Linked DNA regions of Homo sapiens: region 2 is linked to region 1. A link is a loop called in an ENCODE intact Hi-C map of the cell type or tissue named here. Cell type or tissue: Caco-2. All regions are shown on one strand. Each heading gives the region's core, and the rest is flanking DNA. Links, peaks and the distances in the headings are about the cores only. Region 1 overlaps VSNL1 (visinin like 1). Region 2 holds the start of LOC124908054 (a long non-coding RNA gene).

The links. A loop is a pair of places that touch in the nucleus more often than their neighbours do. Peaks named below come from ENCODE experiments on the same cell type or tissue, not always from the same donor. Only the 100,000 strongest peaks of a DNase experiment are listed, where the experiment ranks them.
Region 2: it touches region 1 in a loop (2.0-fold over the local background); 3 of 110 quality-filtered maps call a loop at or near these places.

The regions. Positions count from the first base shown.
Region 1 is chr2:17,587,208-17,598,991 of GRCh38, forward strand. VSNL1 (visinin like 1) reads left to right here. Exons shown (of 4, transcript NM_003385.5): 2 at 4,863-5,029. The coding sequence starts at 4,868. Among named protein-coding and RNA genes, the nearest start is that of VSNL1, 52 kb to the left of the region's middle. RefSeq lists an enhancer at 2,650-3,587. In Caco-2, for the core only: no CTCF peak of the experiment used is centred there; a DNase peak (open chromatin) is centred at 6,874.
Region 2 is chr2:17,639,031-17,650,814 of GRCh38, forward strand. VSNL1 (visinin like 1) reads left to right here. Exons shown (of 4, transcript NM_003385.5): 3 at 10,380-10,595. It overlaps LOC124908054 (a long non-coding RNA gene), which reads right to left and starts at 10,440. Exons shown (of 2, transcript XR_007088658.1): 1 at 4,059-10,440. RefSeq lists an enhancer at 5,167-5,954. In Caco-2, for the core only: a CTCF peak has its summit at 7,226 (motif pointing right); a DNase peak (open chromatin) is centred at 7,228.

The DNA of each region.
Region 1 (11,784 bases), core at 2,583-10,582:
TAAGATTCAGCTAGGCTGATTGCTAGATTACCTGGGAGGAGCTGGATATGCAGTTCTGTGTGCCTCTTCATACTCAGCAGACCCTGGTATGTTCTGGAAGACTGGATTTAGATACAGTAGGTAAGAGACAGGCTGAGGGCAACACACACACACACACACACACACACACACACACACACACACACACATATATTTTGTTTCAATCCTCTTTAATACCCAAAGGGCTTATGGAAAAAAGATGCTCATGGGTGCTTCTTGGCTCCCTTGTAGGCCCTTTCCACATCCACGAAGTTCTCCTGGTCCTCTTCTAGGAGCATTCTTAAATCCTCTGCCTCTTCTGCTCTGGAACCTGCTATCAAGACAGGGTAGGAAATGGATGAGAGATGAGCGAAACTCAAGACAGGAAGACCAGTTGGGAGGTAGTTGCAGTATCTTTGAGATGATCCTGCAGGTGAGAGAAGATGATGGCCTCTATTAGGAAAGCAGTGGGGTGCGAGAGAACTGCATGCATTCTTTACTAAGCCCTTACTAGCTGGTTTAGCTAGGGTAAATTACTTAATCTCTCTGGCCTTCAAAGTTCTCATCAGTAAAAAGGAAACAATCATAATCTCTTTTTTACAGTTTTTAAAAATACTGTTTTTAATGCTGTAAAAAAGGGGTCAATAGTTTATATGGGTCAATGTTGTTGCACAAAAGCCTTTTGTAAATTAGTGTACAAAAGTGCCATCTTCTCTGGACATCATTTGCCATTAAGTGAAACTGTGCTTTCCTCCACAAGGGCTCTATCATTTGAAGTTCTCTTGTCCATCAAAGCCCTTCCACCAGTCCTGTTTTGTGCCTAGCACTGAACTTCTCTGTATGACAACACAAGCAGTGAGAAATTCTTTTGGTTTGGGGATGGGCTGGCTTTAATATTATAGCTTGAAATCCCAGCTTAAAAGTAATACACTCCGGTTTCTGTCCCCTCCCTTCTTCGGTAATAAACACTTAAATGCTGATGGGTTCTCAGGTCAAGAATCCACAGAGCCTGCATGTGTTGAGACAAGCCAATAGGAGGTCTGACTCATATTTTCATATTTACAAAACCTATGTGGGAAATCAGTGAATGGTAGAGTTGGAAAGGCCTTAAAGATCATCTGGTCCAACTCCTCATTTTTTAAATGGGGAAATGGAGTAACTAGGAAGGAAAGGATCTTGGCCAAGATCACAGAGTAAGTTAGAGACAGAGCCAGCCTGCTTCCCCCTCATATGGTGTAGCGGAATCTCTTTATTGGGAATGTGATAAAATGTACTGTTTGTACTCTTTCTGTTATGCTGGTCCCATAATGAAAGATACTGCTTGGCCCATATCACTGCAGCCCAGAGCAAAAGGACTATAGGTGGAGAGTATTAATCTAACTACACTTTCATTCATTTATCACACATTACTAAACACCACCTTTATGTCAGTTACTGAAGATACTGAGATAAAAGACATGGGTCCCACCTGCAAGGTATTCAATTTTAATGATGAAGACAATCTCCAGGAGGGCTGAATATTTTCCATGCAGTTAAATGAAATATTTCTCCCATCTGCCAACTGCATTTTATATTTATACTTGTGAATGCATTGACTCTCCTTATATATAGATTATGAGACATTTTCTCAGAAAAAAAATACCAAATATCTCAGACCCCTTATTTATTCATGTCCTCAAGAAATATTATTTGAGCACCTAATAGGAGTTACCAAGAGGCAAAAATAAATAAATAATAGTCCTCTCTCTCAAGAAACCATAATAACAATCCAGTAGAGAAATACATAATGATCATGGAAGCTTTTACAAGGAAAGGGAGATACCTAAGAGAATGGGTGCCTAAGTTTGCCATGGAGAGTCCACGAAGGTTTCATGGAGGAGGTGGTGTGTAAATTGAGACTATTTAAAGAAGGGGAAGAAGTCTGTTGAGCAGAAAATGGGGGGAAGTCATTCTAGGAGAAGAGAACAGCATATGCAGAGCCATGGAAGTGTGGAAGCATGCAATCCTGGAATCTATAATAGTTTATAATCACTGACACATGAGAAAAGACAGATTGGCAGAAAACGAGGATATAAGTAGGCAGGACCTGAGCCACGCTAAGGAGATGAGGTTGCATCATGGAGACTAAGGAGAAGTACAGAGGCTTTTAGAGAGTAGATCAATGAGGTTTGTATTCTGGAAATTCACTCAGGCAGCTGTGCAGAAGGAGAGTGGTTGGAGTCAGGTAGCCCAGTGGGGAGGCCAATCTTTAATCAAGGCAAGATCTGATGAGGCCTATGAGGGCAGTGGCAATGCCATTCTGAGCCAGGCCAGAACCTGACTTTCTGTGTGATTCAACCATTGCCCAACACACCTGAGTGATGGTGCAGACCCATACAAGAAGCATGAAGTTATGCACTTGAGTCTCCAAACTGTGATTCACAGTCCTGACAATATTTCCTGTGTGTGTAAGAGACCACCCTCTCCAAAGTCAACTGGAACAGTTTAAGACATCACAAGTGACCCATGGAGAAGCCAAGCTTCCTTGCCTAACAAAGAAGCTGATACGTTGTTGAACTTCTAAAGGCACTTGGGGGAGGTGGTTTTTAATACAAAGTCACTTCTGAGCTTGTGGTTTGGTAAATTTAAGTCTTTTCCAAACAAGGCAGCCAGGCTGGCAAAGTGATCCTTTTTCATCCCCTCTAGGCACTGATTCAGTTCTCTGAAGCCTCCCTGCTTTCGCTCTTCCTGTTCCTTCTCCTGAAATGTCTTTCATCCACCAGTCTATGATTGGACATTGGAGTCCTATAGATCCAGGTTCAAATTCTAGCTCCGCCATGCATTAATTGTATGCTCTTATACAAGTTACCATAAGCGTTCTGAGCCCCAGGGAGCTCCCCTAATCCTGATTGCTCGGTGATTGCTGAGCAGGAGATGAAATTTGTGAGGTGTTCCATTAAGTGCCTTCTCCATCGCCAGCACTCAATATTAAATAGCTATTTTTCTTAGGTGAGATTCTAGTTTAAGAATGAAGGTTTGTAATTCTCTACCAAAAAACCAAAGTAAAGTACTGAAAGGTTTCACAATAATACATCTTTTGATTTTCAGGATAACCATGAATTAGAGTTTTCTTACTCACATTAATTAAACCTGACACCTGAGTACCCACTTGATTTCCACACCCAGCTGTGGAATTCCACAGTAACTTATAATTAATAGACAGTTGCTTATAAGAGATTTGGAACTTGAATTCAGAGCAAAAATAAGTAGAGAAGCCCCATGACAAAGGGAAGAGTTGCTGATACTGGGCCCTTTTCTCATGCTGACGAGTTTGGAGGGTAAATGGCCATCTTAATGGTATCATCTGACTGCATTTTGTGCTGCCGAGATTGTGCTGAGTGGAAATTTCCCTGGAAGTAGCAAGAGTGGCTTAGTTTCATTACAGTGAAAGAATTGGCCAATGTTGGGGCAGGTTACTGACAATGGGTGTGGAATCTGTTTTAGGAGAAGTTAAAAAATCATGACAATAAAGTATGTGATGAGATTACCCCTTCCAGGCTATTGCAAGTGTAGACATGCCTGCAGCTTGAAAGAGAGTTTGTCTCAAGCACAGTGAAGGACTAGGTTCACTTGGTTAATTCTTCAACCCTAACTCAGTATCTTTTAACTGAATTTGAAAGATCATCTGGCACTTTCCAGATTCTGGAAATTTTCCAATTTTCAAGTTTAACTTGACTTTTTAAATCAATCTGGGGTTAATTTATGTGTTAATTCTTTTATTATTATTATTAGCAATAGTCTTATTATTATTTATTATAAAGCAACTTTAAAGGGAAAATTTTAAAATTATCTTTAATTTTCCTGCAGTTATTTTAATTTTGGAATTTTTTTTGGCCTTTGTTTACCTACTTACTTGTTAATCAGCCATCACAATGAATCTGAAAGAGCTTCATTATTATGTCTGCTTTATTAATGAATAAGTTGAAGATAATGCAGTTAATTAACGTTGCCCTAAGTAACACATGTAGTAATTGGCCAAATCAGGAAGAAAAATCAGGAATTATCTCAAGCCTGCTCTGTCTCCCTACTCCCTGCTGTGATGTTGGCCACACAACCTGGTGCTTAATGGATATAGGTAACATTATCTTATGCACTATTACTTTAACTCAAAATCAGAAATAATAGCAGTCTGGAATAATATCAACAAAAACTCCCCAACCAATCCCTAGAAGAAAACCATTAAGATTTTGTCAACTCTGAAGACAATGTTGTACGAACTTTCTAATTATGAGAGGAGAAATAGAGAATTAGTGTGACTAATAGAAATAGCTGTTTTTATTGGGGAAAAAAGCTCCAACTTGAACCAGACCAACTGAGACTCCTTAATATTGCTGATTGGATATTCCAAGCCACTTACTGATCATTTAGTTATAAAGTCTTCTCATTGTTCTTGTCAGTAATCCCACTGAGTATCCCATTAAACTAAATGTAGAGTTAAACACCTGGGAGGCAAGTGTTAATAAAGTGTAATTTGTAGAAGGAAAAGAAAAACAACTTCTATATGCTTACTATGAATAGCATAAAAAGGGATGGTTGCCTTCCATTTGGGAGTCAACACCATATGAAAGATGACACAATGAGGTAAAGAGTGAATGCTACAGCCCTTGGAACTGTCAGAAGAGTCTATTTCACTCATATATTTTTCTAGAATACCAAGTAGAAGGAGGCAGACTTGGGAAGATATGCATCAGCCACACTGGAGGGAGTTCCGACCATGGGACTGCTCAGAACTCTAGCTTGGCTCCTAACCAAGTTTGAAATGATCACAGCCACAGCGCTAATTGAATTAATTTGCTTTTCTTCAGGCAGGATGGGGAAGCAGAATAGCAAACTGGCCCCTGAAGTGATGGAGGACCTGGTGAAGAGCACAGAGTTTAATGAGCATGAACTCAAGCAGTGGTACAAAGGATTTCTCAAGGACTGTCCAAGTGGGAGGCTAAATCTCGAGGAATTTCAGCAGCTCTATGTGAAGGTAAGTTGTTTTTCAACCTTGTTTTTATTCCTTAGGCCAGAAACTATGGCCTTCATGAAATTGTACCCTCACATGGAATTATAACTCTAAGTAGCTAGTTTGTTTCAACTCTGGCTGTTTTCCATCCAGAAAGAAAAATTAACATTTAAAAATGCAAATGTATATATGTTGTTCCCAAAATAAGCAATTTCTGAACAAAAAGAGTAATTGTTAAATCAAAGCACTGAATAGAGCTCAAGGAATGACAGCATCTGGTGAAAGAACCATAAAAAGCTCAGAGAAGAGTGTTTGCTGATAATTATTGACAGTTTGCTAATTACAGCATTATTTGGCCTGTTAAAGGTATATGTACTTCTCCCAGTTAAAGAAAAAGTACACAAGAGGGCTTTTTCTCTCTCTCTCTCTTTTTTTTTTTTTTTTTTTTTTTTTTTTTTTTTTTTTTTACCAGAAAAGATACTCCTGTATCCAGATAAGAACCCAGATTCCCACAACAGAACATTTAGAAAAGGGGTGGGGGAGTGTAGCGTATCTCTGGTCAGCAATGTCTACAACATAGACAATAACTCAACACTGTACACTACTCAGAAGCTAAACTTTCCCTGAACATTACACAGAACAGTCCCATAAAAGGTACAATTTCTACTGCAGTGGTATTGTTTTGGCTTGTCTGAGTCTACAAGTTGTATTGGTTCTAGATTGGGCTGATCTAAGACATTCCACTTCGTGTATACTTATGTAATGTTACACAAGTGAAAGAAATACATTTTTAAAACTTTTTCTGATTAAAATACCAAATAGAAAAATATTGCTTTATATCATTTAATTAGCAAATGTTGATTTGAGCAATATTGAATCACCCAGATGTATATATGTGTATGTGAAATGATTGAATAAAATATTAAGCATTATCATTATGTGCTGAAGCTGAACATTTTCTATAACCTATGATCCAGCAATTCCATTCTTGTACTGTACAAGAAGGGGCATGTGTAAGAATACTCATAGCTGCACTATTCACAATGGTAAAACTGGGAAACAACCCAAGTGCCCATCAAAGGGAAAGTGGAAAATAAACAGTGGTATATTTGAACAATATAACATTATATAGCAGTCAAAATACTTGAACTGTAACAACACTAAGATATTAAAAAAGCAAGTCTCAAAAGATTCTAAAGGAAATAGAAATTTTTAAAAATGTGTTTTATAGGATTACCAATAAATGCAATAAAATCATATAAAAAGAAAAGCAGGGAAGTGATGAACCCAAGATTCAAACGAAAAGTTACTTCAAGTGGGGAAGACCAAGGGATGAAATTGGGGGTATGGCCATGTGGTTAGATATATATTGTGTTCAAAGTCATAACTGTTGCAAGTGTTTATTGCATCATTAAAAGCTCACTAATCAACAGAATAAGTAGTGTGCATTTTATACGATCACTGTGACATTTCTAAGAAGATCTGGGTAATCAATTATTAGCATGCCAAGATCTTTTCTATAGAAGTGCTGAGAAAGTGCATCTATTACTCAATTGATGTCTATTGCTTTTGCAGAGAAGTGGGATAGTATGTATTTCCTAGATAACCATACTACTCTCCCTAGTTTTCAATGTCATGTCTTCTATTTTATCACCTAGGGGCTAGTCCATGCCTTGGAACTCTCTCTATTCTCAACCACAAAGAAAGTACAGACAAACAAGGTTTTTCAAAGTCACTTTCATATCACTAAAGGCCATGCAAGCTGTCACCCTATGATTAAGAGAGCACCGTGTGCCACGTTCCTCACTATTTGTTTAAAATGAGAGGGGTATTGCCTTTGAAGAAATAGTTGAAATGCAGGAAATGAGGTATTTTATTTACACACTGGAAGTATGTAGCACTGAAAAAGCACCAGCCTCAAGGTGAGGGGTCATGTAAACATTAAGCATGCCTTGGCGTTTTATGGTACAACTGATATATATGCACCAAAATCATCTCCCACCTCCCCATCTCACTCCTAGAGTGGGTTTTTTATTCCAGGAGGGGAATATATGACTTTCTGAACTTAGGTCTATATTTTTGGCAAACTCTTATTCCAACTCTGCCTGTACTCTTATATCAAATAGAAAGCAGGCAGTCTTTTTCTCCTTCTAGAGTTGTCCAAGGACAGAAAAAAACCGCAGCAGAAATATGCCACGTACACAGAAAAAAGAAAGGCGGATCTGATAAGCTGGAAAGGAGAAGCCTGGAAAAAGATGTGGATTATGTAATAGGCCCAGAAGATGGGCTGATGAGAAAAAGCTTCTTTTAATGTTTCTGGAAAAAAATGCAAATATTCAGCAAGACACGGTCATTATCCTGGTGAATGGGCACATTCAGTGATTCCTTCTATCTTTGGTGCAGAGATTGAGGCATCTTGGGATGCAACTGAGGGAGCAAAGCTGACTGCAGCCTCTGCCCTCCTGTGTGTGCAGTCAACCTGGCACATCCCCTCTTGCTACCAGACCCGTTTCCCTTTCCAGGAGGAAGTCAACTCGGTTGCTAAAAAACAAGTTCTGATGAGTGTTTAAGGAGGAGCAGGATAATGGGAGTGGCTCCGCTGCAAGGCCAGGGGCCACAGTCTCCCAACTTTAAAAGCCCTTGCATTCCAAATGTGAAGGAACTCCTTCAGCAGATATATTTTTAAAAGCATTTAAAACTGAGGTTTAGAGAAATGAGGCAATTTGCCCAGCAACACAAACTGAATGTGGAACAGACTTCAAAGACAGGAATGCTGACTCCCACTGCAGCACATAGCTCTGCCTCTCAGCCAAACTCCCAGGGCAGCTCCTCATTAACACCCTCCAGCCCATCCACCATACAGCTGCTGGAGTGAGATTTGTAAAACACAGATCTGAACATGGTCCCTCCCAGCTAGATGCAGGCTTCACTCTTTAGTCATGAAGACACAGTCACCTCATTTCAATCAATGTTAAGACCCAGCGGCTAGCACAGGGCCTGCCACGGAGCAAGTGTGGGTAAGCATTTCTTGCCTGAATGTAATAAGTGCTGGCTGTACATCTCCTTCTTAGGCAGCCTTGTGATGGAGGCATATAAAAGTGACTATGGGACAGTCCTGCCTGCCCTCCCGAATTTCACAGGCAAGTTGGGAAGATGTGATTCACCACAATGTAATGTGTAATGACAGAAATGTTTGGTGGTAGGGCAAGAGTAGAAAGCAGAGAGGTTGATTTCAAAATGGAATATTAAAACAAGAAGTTAATTAATGCAGTGATGAGAGGAAGACTTTTCTATTAACCTTTTAGAAAACAAAATTGTCCCCTAGCAGATAGCTCTTTCCCTTTTCAAGCTTGCTGCCTGTTATCAGCTGAATAATATTCCCCCAAATTCATATGTTGAAGTCCTAACACCCAGTACCTCAGAATGGGACTGTATTTGCAGACAGATCCTTTACAGAGGTAATAAAGTTAAATGAGGTCATGAGAGTGGGCCCTAATCCAGTGTGACGTGTCTTTAGGAGAGGAAATTTGGACACAGAGACATACATAGGAAAGGCCACGGGAAGGCACAGGGAGAAGATGGCTGTCATCTACCAGCCAGGGAGAGAAGCTACATTTATTGGTAATCCTATAAAGTGCATTCTTTAAAATTTGTATTTACTTTAGAATCTTTTGAGACTTGCTTTTTTAATGTCTTATTGTTGCTACAGTTCAAGTATTTTGACTGCTGTATAACGTTATATTGTTCAAATATACCACTGTTTATTTTCCACTTTCCCTTTGATGGGCACTACTTGGGTTGTCAACACATTCTCTTGGACTTCCAGCTTCCAGAACTGTGAGAAAATAAATATCTTGATTTAAGCCCCCCAGTCTGTGGTGCTTTGTTATGGCAGCCTGAGCAAATGAATATAATTCTTATTCCTTCTCTGTTGTCACATGCGTTCTCTGTGCCCTCTACATCTGATAGAAAGATGCCTTCTGTCCCAGATGTCTGGAACTCCCTGGACACGTAGGGATTTCTGTGTGTCTGGCCACAGAAGTCATAGCAGATGTTTCATCATCCCCACCACAGCACTGCTGCTGATAGGTTGGGAAGAAAGCGTTTGAATTTTGTCACCAAGAACCAAGTACCTGATCACCCCCCAAGGGAATTTCCTATTTTCAACAATCATTTTGATTGCCAATCCATCACAAATTAAGATGGGCAGTTTGCAATTTTAACTGTATTTTCACAGAATTGGCCACGGTTTAATGAGAAAATCAACCCAGGGGAAGAGCAAGCAAGTGTGTAGGGAAGAAGTGTCTCCATCCCAGGGTCCTCTACCTTGGAGAGTTGGTGCCATTGCTATTTTGCTTAGCCACTGTGACATCAAAGCCAAAGAAATCAAGAAACAAACCTAGAGGAATCCTGCAAAGAGCCCTAAGTGGATTTTAATTTATGTTTAGAGTTTGACTTTCAAGATTATTTTCATCAGGAAACATTTGGGTTGGTTTAGGTTCAGTTGAAAAGGCAGTCACAGAGTTGTTTAAAAAAAATGGGATTTGGAATCTGACAGATGTGAGAGTCATTCCTAGCTGTGTTACATTTACCAAATCTCTGCCAGTTTGAATTTGTTTCCCTGTCTATAAGGTGGAAATAATAAGACCCGTTTTATCACCTCACATAGCGGAGTCTTAAAGGAAAGAAGGGAAATGAAAACTATTTATGACATATCAAAAGTTGTGTTTGCTGTCCTGATTGACGATCCTCTCATTTACACTTACACAGCCAGGATGAAAATAAGTTTCATTTCACAGGCCACGTACGATGGCAGCACCAAATGGTGCACAGAGGAGGGTGAGAGACTCTATGAAATTTCAACAGGAAAATGTGCCCTAGTCAAATAGTGATGTCTACCGTGTATTCTTGTGGGTTTGGGGGCAGTGGTCATGGCAGGACATACTATGAGGCAGTGTCATCCCTATTCCCATCCTGGATTCTTAGACACCGAACTCTGTGTCCCCTAAGCACAAACCCTTCCCCAGCTCCCGCTGCCAGATAGGATGAAGATGGCACTTAAGGCCTTCTTTACCATTTCCTACCAATCTCTCAATGTCCTGACCCTCATGCCCCTCCTCCAGAAAGGAGACTTCCTTCCTCAATTCTACTGCTTATTATTTTGCAGATGAGGGGAGAGGTCCTCAGAGGCCACTGAGTACCCAAGGGTTGTTCTATTGGGCTCTGGCCCACCTCTCCTGAGCCTCAGCTTGTGCCATTGCTCCAAATTTTCTTCTTAGAAAAGTCTTAGGCCACTGACAGGTGCACCTGAGACAGGTGAGAGAGCCCTAGAGTCCAATTTGATCATCATTGATTTAACAGTTTGAATTTTAATAAAATATATTTGCATATAACAAGAGTTCCTACCAAGTCATTCCCTGTCCCTCTAGGTGGTCATTTCCTGAGGAGTTTCTGTATTTTGCTCATTAGAAAACATGCTTCCAGCTTTTCTAGCTAAGAGCAGGCTTATCCATTGGTTCATTCATTCACTTGAGACCCATTTTCTCTGTGCTTTCTGTGGGACAGACAGTTTATTGGGCATTGCCTTCAATTGCCCTGAGCAAGCTCAGAGCCTGGAGGAATTGGTGTATCATCTTATTTTTGAGTAATGCTTTTCACTTCACCAAACCATCTTTATTTTTACAACAAAATATACTGGTGGAATTCCCTTCAATGAGAAATTTTCCAGGCCTAAGGCATTGAAAATACAAATTTACTCACCAAAATTTTGTTGATACAACTACCCAGGAATATGTACTAAAACAAAATAAGAATAAATGTTATTATAGGACCAGCACCTAAATATTTGATGGTAAAAATCTTTTAATAGAATAAGAAATATTTTTCTAGTTAATAGATATTATGAAAACATTCTGTAATTCTCTGTGTGGTTTTAGAATTCTACTTCTAAATTGTGCCCCTGGGCTTAAAAACCTACTACGTGGAATAAAAGGCATTCTTCCTAAAGTTGTACACAAACATATAATAATTATAGGATTTTAGGTGCATAACCTCTGTCTTATAGAATATGAAATAAAATATATAATCAAGGTCTGCACTGTTTGCTGTGGGATTTGAACAAGTGCCTTTGTTTTTCTGGTTCTAAGTTCAGCATCTGTGCAAATGAAAACATTGGTCTATGTAGGTGGCTTTCAAACTGTAACGCATCTCAGAATCACTTGGGTTGACTGCTCAGTTGGCAGATTGCTAGGCCCCTTCCTCAGGTTGCTAGTTCACTGGAATTAGAGACCCAATATCTGTATTCTTAGTAAGACCTGCCAGGTGGTTCTAAAGGACAAAATCTATAAGTGACATTTTGAAAAACACTAATCTAGGTCTTAACCTGGAAGTATGTTTAAATAGGCTTCAGGAGTTCTGCCCACACTGAAGTCGCAAGTAAAATTTTATATATAAACTCTCTTGGGGTAGCTTTAATCAGATTCATTGAGGATTCTGTAGTCCCAAGAAAGGATAAGAGTCACTAAAAGTGTTTCTAACCATTGGCAGACGTAACATTCTAGGTTCCATAACAGTGGTTATTGAGTCTTAATTGGCACTAAGACAAATGCAGCAAAATCCCCTTCTAAGTTATACTTTCAAACAAACTTCACTGGCATAAGAATACAAATAAAAGCTTCCAGGCTTTGTTTTGTTAAATTGGTTTTTACTATGTAGATGATGTTTGACTGATTCATTTATGGCCCACCAATCAAGCTTTATTTTGTCTATAGCTCCACGCT
Region 2 (11,784 bases), core at 2,631-10,630, 52 kb after region 1:
GGCAATTCCAAATAAGCCCTCCCAGATTCCCGCAGGGATCTAGTCTTTCTATTCTTTTGCTAAGGGGCTGGTGGGGTGAAGGGATCTATTGCCCCAGTTGCCCTTCAGGGGAGAGGGAGGCCTTTAACTCCTCATAACATCTCATGTTGCAAAATGCATTGCTTCGATGGAAATATTGGTTTTGAGCAAATTTGGACTCCAGATGACCAAGGTTCTGTTTGGGTTTGACGGTAATAAAAGGAAGATACAGGTATACCAGGATGCATCCTACACATCCTGCAAGGTGAAATCCACCTTCCTCTCACTGGTTGTCTCAGCCGCCTTGGCTGGGTTTGCACTGCTCATTAACATTGGGTGTGCCTCTCTCTGCCTCCCTAACCACATGCAGATCCTGGCCTCAGTGTCTGCCTTTCTGCATCTCTCTGAGCACCTTGCCTAGTATCTGCCACATATGGTGCACATAGTGGATGATGATTGACTGATCACTCAATATATTGTTTTCTATAAAAGAATGAAAGAAGATCATTTCCTCTTCTGGTCATTTCCTTTAAAGAATATATGTACTCTTTAAATGTTCCTTAGTTTTCGTATTATTGGCTCATACACAGAACACAGCCTTGCTGAAACTAAAATAATAACAACAATAATAATAGCATCTTTCATCGGCTGAATACCTATTATGAGCCCAACACTGTGTGCACATCATGTGTGTGCTTTACACACATCATCCTAATCCTCACAGCTTTGCTACCAGGGTCATCCAAAGAAGGGAAGCCCAATGCCCCTAGGCACACTACTGTTCAATAGTGGAAGAACTGGAACCCAATACCGGGCATTCTGACTCTGTTCCAATGTCCTCCCCATTAAATCCCAAAGGTCCCAGCCCAGCAGCCAATTCTCCTCTATCCTGTCCCATTTTTTGTATGAAGAAACTAAGGCTGGGTGTGTTGGCTTGCACCTGTAATCCCAGCACTTTTGGGAGGCCAAGGCGGGAAGATCACTTGAGGTCAGGAGTTTGAGACCAGCCTGGTAAACACGGTGAAACCCGGTCTCTACTAAAAATACAAAAATTAGCTGGGCGCAGTGGCACATGCCTGTAATCCCAGCTACTCAGGAGGCTGAGGGAGGAGAATCGCTTGAACCTGGGAGGCAGAGGAAGTTACAGTGAGCCAAGATCGTGCCATTGCACTCTGGCCTGGGCAACAGAGCGAGACTCTGTTTCAAAAAAAAAAAAAAAAAGAAAGAAAAGAAAAGAAACTAAAGCTTTGAAAAGATTAAAAATCCTTTGCCCGAGACCAGGTCCCACATGTAGTGAACTGCAGAACTGATATTCAATCCCAGACCCATCCAACCCCAAAGCTCACACTCTCCACCACAGCATAGCATCCTTACTTCTCTACATGATGCATTTCCTTTGTTTGTTTCTTAGTCTGCAACCAGATCTTATCCTATAACTGTGGTGGCAGAGATGGGATCATGTGGGGCTCATATAATTTGGGGAGAAGTTAAAGATATTGCAGTAACGCAGGACAGGAATACATTTAGGAGAACATGTTAGAGTTGGTAGGAAGCTTCCTCTCCTCCAGAAAACAGAAGCCCCACCTTCTTAGGCAATGATCCTGAACTTGTTCATTTCTGACAAATGTGTTCCACTTCTTTTTTTTTCTTTTATTTTTATTGACACATAACAATTGTACGTATTTGTGGGATACAGATGATATTTTGATACCTGTAAATAATGTGTAATGATCAAATCAGGGTAATTAGCATATTCATTTCCTCATTTATCCCTGTGTTGGGAACATTCAAAATCCTCTCTTTTAGCTATTTGAAATATACAATAAATTATGGTTAACAATACTCACCCTCCAGTGCCATAGAACACTAGAACTTATTCCTCCTATCTAGCTGTAATTTTGTATCAAATGTGTTCAACTTCTGCAGATAGAACATGCCTGGCTCTGGCTGCCATTGCTGTCACCAGCTGTGCTATAATAGCTCTCTCCCCACGATTCCAGACCTGGTGGCCAATGGCATTCCAGTAGGGTTCTAATTGAGATGCAGCCAGGCTCAGTGTTCTCATCATTGTCACCATGACGCTGTGAAATGAGTTGGGTGCAGGGTGAAATGAGAATCGATCTTGGATAGACCACTTTATTCTGGAGGAGGTAGGGAGATCAAATAAGTTTTAGAACCAGTTGTGAAATCTGCTGTTCTACCCACTTCAGTTGGAGCGAGTGAAGACAGTACGAAGGGAGTGGTCTCATTCTAGCTTTCCCCACAGCAACCAAGCTACTACCAAGCACCTTCAAAGATCCTCACCACTTGCCTAGTTTCAAATTCAGTGCCATTTAAAATTAATAAAAACAATCTTTCCAGTCTAGCAGACTGGCTCTAAATGGAAACTCACCACAATTTCCAAAGTGTAATTTGTTATTGACATCCTAGTTTCATAACAAAGAGTAATAGGTTGGTGGTTCAATATTTACCAGGAAGAGAAGTACTAGAATAATCCCCTACCCAAAATCAAAATGCCATTGACCCGATTTATAGTGCAAATGGTGTATTAGACAGAAATAAAAAGAGACTTCATTTGATTTTAAAGTCTGAGTAATCAGTAAGTACCCTTCAGGGTCTGTGACATTTCCAATGGAGATAGAAATAGGGATAGAGAGACCAGAGATAGATACTTAAACTTACTTATAGGTACAGAGATGGAAATAGAGAAACAGATATGATCTAGATGTAGTTGTATAGACATAGACTTATGCATAGACATAGGGATAGAGATAGAAATATGAGAAAGGGAGAAAGAGAAGAGAGAGATTCACCCTTCGAAGTTTGATCCTGTAATTAGGACATTAGATACAAAGGGAATGGTAGGTGCTTTGGTCAATGACAAATCCAAAGTCATGAAAGTAACATCCCTTCTTTTTTAAAAATTTTACTTCCAGAATCAGAAAAACTAAATAAAATATTATAGCTAAATGAAATGTTGAAGCTTATCTGATTTATCCGTCATTTTATATCCAGGGAAACGAAAGTCCCAAGAGACAAGATGACGTGACCTTAGTCACACCCAGATACTCTGTCACTCAACCAGCATCTTTTCCTCTGCAGTAAATTGCTTCCTTTACCCATCCGAATATAGTAGCACTTATAAAGCACCTACAGCATACCAGAGCCTTATTCGAGAGCAGTAAGGATACAATGAAGAACAAAATATAATTTCATCCTTAACATAGAGATGATTCTGGCTTTTCCCATGGTGAGCATTCCTTTTTTTTTTTTTTTTTGAGACAGAGTCTAGCTCTGTTGCCCAGGCTGGAGTGCAGTGGCGCTATCTTGGCTCACTGCAAGCTCCGCCTCCCAGCTTCACACCATCCTCCTGCCTCAGCCTCCAGAGTAGCTGGGACTACAGGTACCCGCCACCATGCCCAGCTAATTTTTTGTATATTTAGTAGAGACAGGGTTTCACCGTGTTAGCCAGGATGGTCTCGATCTCTTGACCTTGTGATCTGCCCGCCTCAGCCTCCCAAAGTGCTGGGATTACAGGCATGAGCCACTGCGCCCAGCCGGTGAGCATTCTAATGTGAAGGAGATCTGGAAGGTAAGGAGGTTGGATTTCTACTGCCTCATTCTCATTTTTTATAAAAAAGCAGAACTTCTCTGGGAGTTCATGACCTTTCTGGGGCAGTCTGTGTAAACAGAGAGATCTGGCCTAAGACATAAGTGAAAATTGCTTATCTTGTCCCGGGAGGCGAAAGCCCCTTCTCTAGAAATTTAGTTCAAGAGTAATTTTATTCTCAAATAGATGTAATTATACGAGAATCACAGGCTAATAATGGCTACCTTTTGTAATAAAGACTGTAATGTTGAAGAAGCAGTGATGATAGAAAATGGAAGTTGTCACCCAGAGGACAAGGGATGGGGCAGCTCTGAGAAGCAACCTTAGGATCTGTGAGAACCCTTTGAGGGTGGGGGTGGGCGAGGGTGTCCTTAACCTCCTTCTGGAGAGCCTACATGTGGAAGGAGCTCATGTGTCAGGCTGCACCTACCTTTGGCTTATCACATCTGCTTGAGGGCAGAGACCAGACCTTCTATCTTCTTATGCGTGGTTGCCTCTCCTCACTCTCCCTCCTGCCCTCACAAAGCTCAGCATGGAGCCCAGCACCAGTTGGGCTTCTGTGAGTATCTGTTGAATGAAAACTTTGGCAGAAAACAGTTTTTGGACTCACCATTTCTAATTAAGGGAAAATGTCTCTCGTCTTCCCATCCATGTGACTAAAGTGCAAGTGCTGCTCTGGGCTGATTCATCTCCTCATGAGTCATCTGCTTAAGTAGTAATGCGAATGGGCTTGCAGGCCAAGTGGTGAGCCTTCTGCAGCACAGCCGGCTTCAGGCAGCTTCCAGAGCACATTTCAACCCTTCTACTGGTCAGTGGGTAGATTTGCCCTGTCTCTCAAGGCCTCGAAACGATCTGTTTGCTGAGTCACTTGTTCATTTAGCAGACATTTACTGAGCACCTACTGTGTGCCTGGCCCTGTACCAGGCACCAGAGATTACAGCAATGGCAAAACCAGGTCATTCTCGGCCCCGTTTAGCTTACAGTCTACTAGGGAAAAAGGGCACGAATCCACAATCCTGTGAACATTTCTTCACAATTGTAACAAATGTTCCCTACAGTGACATGCATGTGTGTAACAGGGGTCTGACCCAGACCAAATCAAGGTTTAAAGAAGGAACAGGGGTTCACTGGGCCAAGGTCAGCAAAGGAACTTTCAGACCACAGCAGCAGCACGGCAATGGTCCCATGACTGTGGCAGGGGAGGGAGAGCCAGCAAGGCCCCAGGGAGTGAAAGCGGCCCCGGGACAAGGGAGCCGGGGGACCAGAAGCTGGACACAGAGGTGGGGACCAGACACAGAAAGGTCTCTGAGGCCTGGAAACAGTCTCGTTCCTTCTTCTGAGAACAATTAGATGCTATTGTCGGGTGTGGGAAGGAAACTTGACCAAACATGGGTGTGCAAATTTCCCCTGGAGCTGTGGTGACGATGGATGGAAGGGCCTCAGTGTAGGGAAAGTTAGGAAGCAATGAATGTACCACTACAATGGGGTCCTATTCCTGGGGGAGGCCTCATGGATGTGAAGAGCTGAAAGCCAAAACCAAATATCAAATGACCTCTCAAAGGCATATGGTCAGCATCTAAGGGCACATGAGACCCCAACACTAACCTTCTGCCCATCGGCAGGAGGTCTGCTGGAAAGGCCCGACCACCCCACGTGAAGGCCTCAGCCCCCAGGACAAGGAGTTAGAGGTGAGCTCATCTGAACAGCTCCTGTCCTTGGTGGTTCCCACAGAAGGTAGACAAGCCCAGTAGGCCTAAAGCAAAGAGCAGCCTGACAGTGCACGAGGGGCCCCTTAGGGAGCCTCTGAGATACAGTGTAGCCAAGGAAGGTCAAGACCCCGGAAGAGACAGGCCGAGGGTCTGTCTGCAGGGCTGGTGTGGGAGGAGAAGGAGACTGCAGTTGGTGCTGGGAAGAGCCAAGGCTTTGACTCAGATGGCACTGAGTTTGATCCTCCTGCACCCCTTAGTGATGTGACCTCATGCCAGTTACTTACCCCAGAAAAATGACCCTCCTGCAAGTCCTACCCTTGCTGAAAGAATCAGCTGGGGTGGCCTGTGAGAAGGACCTGCTTAGAGCCTTGTTCCACGAGACACACTCATGAAACAATAACTACTGTCTCAGTAGCAGGGCCTGAAGAGGTAGGTACAAGACCAGGTCATCCAGAACAGGCTAGAAGCCACTAGCTAATTCCAGCAGGGTAAGGGGAGATAACCTTGGAGGTTGAGCAACTGTATTTCAGGGTGATTGTATTTGTATATTCATAGGCCAGGCAAAATAGGCCTTTGAAATTTGAGAACAAAAGAAACAAAACTGACCCAAGTGAGGGTGTTTTAAAAGCAACTATGTCTTCTGCGGGATTGGATGGCAGACCTCTCCAAGACTGTGAGCAGCGGAGCAGTCCAAGAATACTCTTCTGGTTTTTTGAAGCCCTATTTCCTATCAAGAGCTCTATTTCCAGCAGACTAATGGGCAGAAATCTATTCTGAGGTCTGAGGGCTGCCCAGTGTTAGCCAGGAGCTGGGCCTTGGGCAGAGCCCTGGAGAGAGGCATCCTCCGAAGTAGCCTTGCTGCCACCCCTCCTGACACAGCACATCAGCTGTTGCATGGGCAGGGGTGAGTCCTGGCCAAGGCCTTGCTTGTGCCCACCCCACCCCCACCCAAAGGTTGGGCTGGAGAACTTCTTGGGGAGCTGCCTCCTCCATCACATTGAGGCAGTGAACCAGGGATCTTTGGAGGGGAGAGATTCATGTGGGAAATGCTGCAATATTTTCTCTGGAAGGATAAGCTATCCAGGCAGCAATGGTGCTGGGGAGGGCTGGGATAGGGGTGCAGAGGAAATGTGTCACTGGAGAGAGGCACAGTGTTTGTAGATCATCACTCAGCCTTTCTGTGCCCACGCTGGGTGGGGCCCTGGAGGCCCAGAGGCTAATGTGTCTGGTTCTCATGCACCACCTCTTAGAGGAAACAAACATTTTGATATTCACAACTAGATAGATTACTGAAAAGAAAGAAATGCAGAGTGGGGCCCACTGTCTGTAGAAAAAGCTCCTGCCCTGGCCAGGAGGAAGCTGGTTAAACCATGCAAAGACTCCTGTTGTCTGCCTGGGGAAAGAAAAGACCTCAAGTGTTTCCTGGGGTTTTCTTCTGCAGGTTGTTCGGTTCAGGGACAGGGTATGGAGTACAACCGGGAGCAGTCAAGGTCTGTGTAATCCCAAGAAGTCTCAGACTCTGAAACTCTAGGCTATGATGAAGAACAATGAATTGTCAGCAGCCTGTATATTAGGATGGGGGGAAAGGACCACATGCGAATATTTTAAAGCTTCAAACTGACAATATCATGTCCATTACTTTTGTTTGCAGCTCCATACACTTGTAATTTATCACAGTAAAATTTTATACTTCTTTATATGGTGGTTTGATTAATGCCTATTTTCCCCCACTCCTTAATGCTCTATGTCTTTCTTCTATTTTATTGCCAGCACCTAACACTGTCCTTGACACATAGCAGCTGCTCTCAATGTTGAGTTAAAGAATGAGTCAGAAAATAACTCAGTTAGAATCTCAGTAATTTCCTTGCAGTACATATGTGCTGCCAGAAGGTGGCGAAAATACTCAGAGCAGAGAATTTCAAGCTTCAGAGGCAATGGATGCTAAGAATTACATAATGCAACACATTTGGTTGCTTCATCAAATGTGGAGTTAAGTTTATTTCCTCGGCTAACACTTGATTAAGATAAATCTCAAGGTGTGGCAGAAACGGTCAGACAGATTTGCATTCAAATCCAGCCTCTGCTGCAGACAGCCAGGAATCTTAGGCAAATGCCTTTGACCTTTCTAGGCTTCCACTTCCTCATCCACAAAATGGAAAGTACAATGTCAGATTTTGTTATGAAAATTAAGTGAGAGAACACTAATACACATACACACACACATATACATATACATATGAGTGTGTATATACATTTTTAATTTTTCAACCTCAAAGTTCTTTGTATCTGTCATATTATTTATAGATTATTACTGCCATCGAATATTACTTCCATGTCAAAATTTAATACAAGAATTGAAACAAAATACATTGAGTTAAAAAGAAATTGAACAAGAGTACGCAAAAAAAGAAAAATACTGTGCTTTTCAGGCCCTGTTGTCCTCCAGGAGAAGTAAATCTGAGTTCAAGACCCTGAATTCTTCCTAAGAAATTGAAGGGAATGCAGCTTCATTTCTCTGTGATGATCCATCTAGAGTTGAATTATTTTGTCAAAATAAGGAGCATGTCCCTAGTTAGAAAAACTCAAAGCACTCAGAACATGATAGGATAAATTTCCTAAAGGAAACAACCCCTCCAGAAATTTGAAGGCTCTTGAGCACACACTCAGTTCTAAAGTAAACATGTTGGTTGTAAAAGTCAGTATATAGACCTTCTGCAAGACACATGTAACTTTTATAGCTCAAAATTTACAATTGATTTTTCTCTCAAGGTTTTTTAGACCTAAATTAATTTTTAATATACTGACCCAAGGTGCCCAGTTATTTTTAGATAAAACTGTCAACTATCCCTTAACCTAAAAGTAGGCTGTGAGACATAAGATAGTTAAAGCATTACAGTGCCAGAAACCTACACGAATGGAGGTTTCGTGCCCACTGGTCTCATGCCAACTGCACATAGAAATGCTGGCGGGTAAACAGCACTAAGGGGACTTGGGAACCTGTCCAGGGGCTCGCTCTGCTCCACTCCAAGTCAGTTCACAGGTGCCAGCCCCACCCAGGCCCCTAATCACAAGGCAGATGAACACATCAGCCAAAGTACCCTCTAGAAAGGGACCAGGACCACTCATGCATAAGGCACAGGAGGAGCAAACTTGCCTATTTAGAAGTTTTCAGATTCAACATTGTTTAGTTCAAAACTCAGCGCCTGGCAGCCTGTCCTCAGGTACCAAGCACCTAAGTAGCATTGGGGGGTGAGGGGCTGGGGTCATGCTGAGCTGTTCAAAGAAGAAGGAAAGTCCTTCCCTCTACAACTCCCTCCTTGAAACTAACAGCTCATTTACTGAGCTTTAGTAATACTTTGCCCTCTCCTCTGTTCTAGTTCTTATCAAGTAACATGACCAAGTCAATTTTGAGTAAAGTCCCCCCATTAACTGTGCAGTCTCGGAACACAGAGACCTCGAGGTATTGCTCTCTGAGTCCATAGCACCCAAGACGAGGCCCGACATGAATAAGAACGCAGTGAATTCTGACGAATAATGAAAAATGAAGGATAAGAGAAGTGAAAGATATGTTTAGGGAATGAGGGAACATAAGAGAACATTGTCCTTTGTAACCAGGAAAAGATATGTTTGATGAAAAAAAGAAATGGGTCTCAAATGTTTATTTCGTGAGATAATAAAATGATTGTTGTCATTTTAAGCCACTAGCTTTTGGGGTGATTTGTTATATAGGAATAGTCTCTGGAACAGATCATTGTGCCTAGCAATGGGTACTACCAAAATATAAGTAATGGGTACTTTCCTTCTCCTGGAATGCTTGGCTGTTCCCTGGGCCCCATGTATAGAATCCTTCTGTGTTAAAGCATATCTTATGTCTGGAGGGAAATTTTCTACCTTCCAATGTGCTTCTAGGTGCAGGAGGAGTGGGCAGCAGAGCTCTGCAGGACCCAGGTCAGGATGCACAGTGAGAAAGACGGACCGAGGGCTCCTCGAGGTAGATAGCCCAGAGTGGGCAAAGAGGCCATCTGTATGAAGGCTGCTCACCTGGTCCACTTAGCAGGTGCAAAACTTACGAAGGAAAAGGGATATCAATGAGCAACCTCAGTAATCTTCTATAGACCTTGTAGTGCTTGCCTATAGAGCCCAGAACCCAGATTTATTCATCCAGAAATACATACGTAACTTCTCTGCTTTAAAATAGCACATGGTTTGTTTTTGGTTGTATTTGGGGCTTTGCAGTTCTTCCTTGTTAATTATCAGAACTACCTGCTGTTTGTGACTGGCCTAGGCTTATGTCCAAGGGGACTGAGGCCACCACCTACTGATTCCCCATGGCCTTCCCTCCTTGTGGTCTATGCTTCCCTTTCCTCCTTGTGTCCATTCTCTGCCTCCCACACACCCCTGGTGACAGTTGGCTCTGTGAAGAAACCTCTTTATGTCTCTCAAAAATAAGCCCAGTCATGTTCTATTTTTAATGAGTTTTAAATGTCTGTTCTGCAAAAGAAAAGTCCCTGCAAAAAGAAGTTAGAAACTGGAACCTCACCCAGGGAGGGGATAAGTGTGGGCCCAGGACGAGGGCTGGTGGCAGGAGAAACCAGGTCTGGGCACCCTCCCTCTGGCCCTACTGGGCAGCGATGAAGCCAGATTCTCATATCTAGAGGAACATTGAAGTTCGTGTAGCACCACCTGTGTGGGGAGAGAAACTGCTGTCTGCCTCAGTCCTGTTCCTGGGGGGAGTGAGCTGAGATGCTGCAACACTAGCATCAGGTGGTGCTTGTTGACCGATTCCAAGCCCCATCAACTGAAAGCCACATGTCACCAGCCTCACCCACAGGAAACAATGAGATGCCTGTACCTGAGCACCTGCTGTGAGAAAGCCTCCCCTAATGCCTGCCCTTGCCCTTGACAGTCAGGCCAAACTGCTCTCCAATGGGTGAGGCTCCGACAACGCCCAGGAGCACCTGTGATGCCGTCATTAGGAACCTACCTCGTCGCCCCGATTCCATCCCCTCCCGACACCTGACTGCGCGTGTTCTCCTTTGCAGTTCTTTCCTTATGGAGACGCCTCCAAGTTTGCCCAGCATGCCTTCCGAACCTTCGACAAGAATGGGGACGGCACCATTGACTTCCGAGAGTTCATCTGCGCTCTGTCCATCACCTCCAGGGGCAGCTTTGAGCAGAAGCTGAACTGGGCCTTCAATATGTATGACCTGGATGGTGATGGCAAGATCACCCGAGTGGAGATGCTGGAGATCATCGAGGTGAGGCCCGGGGTGTGGTTGGCGGGTGGTGGGCACAGAAGGAGACCCCACGGCAGCCTCCTAGGTGCAGGCCTTAGTGGCTTCTTCTCTCTCTGCTCGAGCCCTGCCAGCTGCACACCACGCCTGGACTTCTCCTGCTTCTGTCCCCGCTGCAGCACAGTGCTGGGGAGGTCCCAGAACCAAGCCATGGGGCCCGTACTGTCGTGACGGTGGCATTGTCATCTGCCATTCACTCACTACTGGATCTCCCACGAACCTGTCTTACTGTGCACACAGGATGTCATGGGCTGTTTCTCTGGCACTTGGTGTATCTCTGCTCTGCCTCACTCCAGCTGCGCCTAGTGGGGACCCGAGGCTGTCAGGGGCTCCCGGGACATCCTTCCAGGTTCTGGTCATTCCACAGCAAGCAGGCTTTGCCCATTGTGTTTGTGAGTAACCCAGGATTCCTCTGCCACGCCACCCACTGCGTACTGCATTCCCAATGTGAAGGTCTTCTTGGTTTTCTTCTAATGCCCGGTTCCACTTCAGGGCCTTCCACTTCCTCTCTCTCTGCCCAGCATGCCCTCCCCTGGCCTCTGGGGGCTCCTCCCTCACTTTGCTCCCATCTCTGGTCTTATCCCATCTCCCAGAGAGGTCTTCCTTCCTGCATACCTTCCCAAATATGCCCACTCCACCCTCACACCAAAGCAATCTAACCCTTACCAAGAGGGGTTTTGTCCCAACATCTGTCCCTGCCCCAGATTAACTTGTTGAGTGGAATATATGGCAGAATGCAAGCTCTCTGAGGAGGCTCTGCCCTCACGGCTGCATGCCCAGAACCCAGACCCAGCCTGGAGCCTGGCAGGCATGCAATAGCAGATGCATGGTTCGGTAGCTTTCCTTTGATTGACTGTCTTAGCATGGGTTCCCACCCCTGCACCAGCCACTCTGACCAAGGAGAGAAAGGTATCACTTGCTGAAGGTAGAGCCAGGTGCTCCATCCTGGAGCTGGGGGGATGCCCCATCCAGACACCAAGAGCTGAGATCAGGCAGGGTGGATCCCCACAAGAAAATGGGATGATTGCAAGAAACAGAAGCCAAAGCCCCAAGTTCCCCTCAGGACTCTCACTCTCCTCCCAGCCTCAGAGAGAAGTCACCCATCAACTCCCTGCCTGGGAAGCTGGCCTCGTTCACTTGCACACCCTCTCAT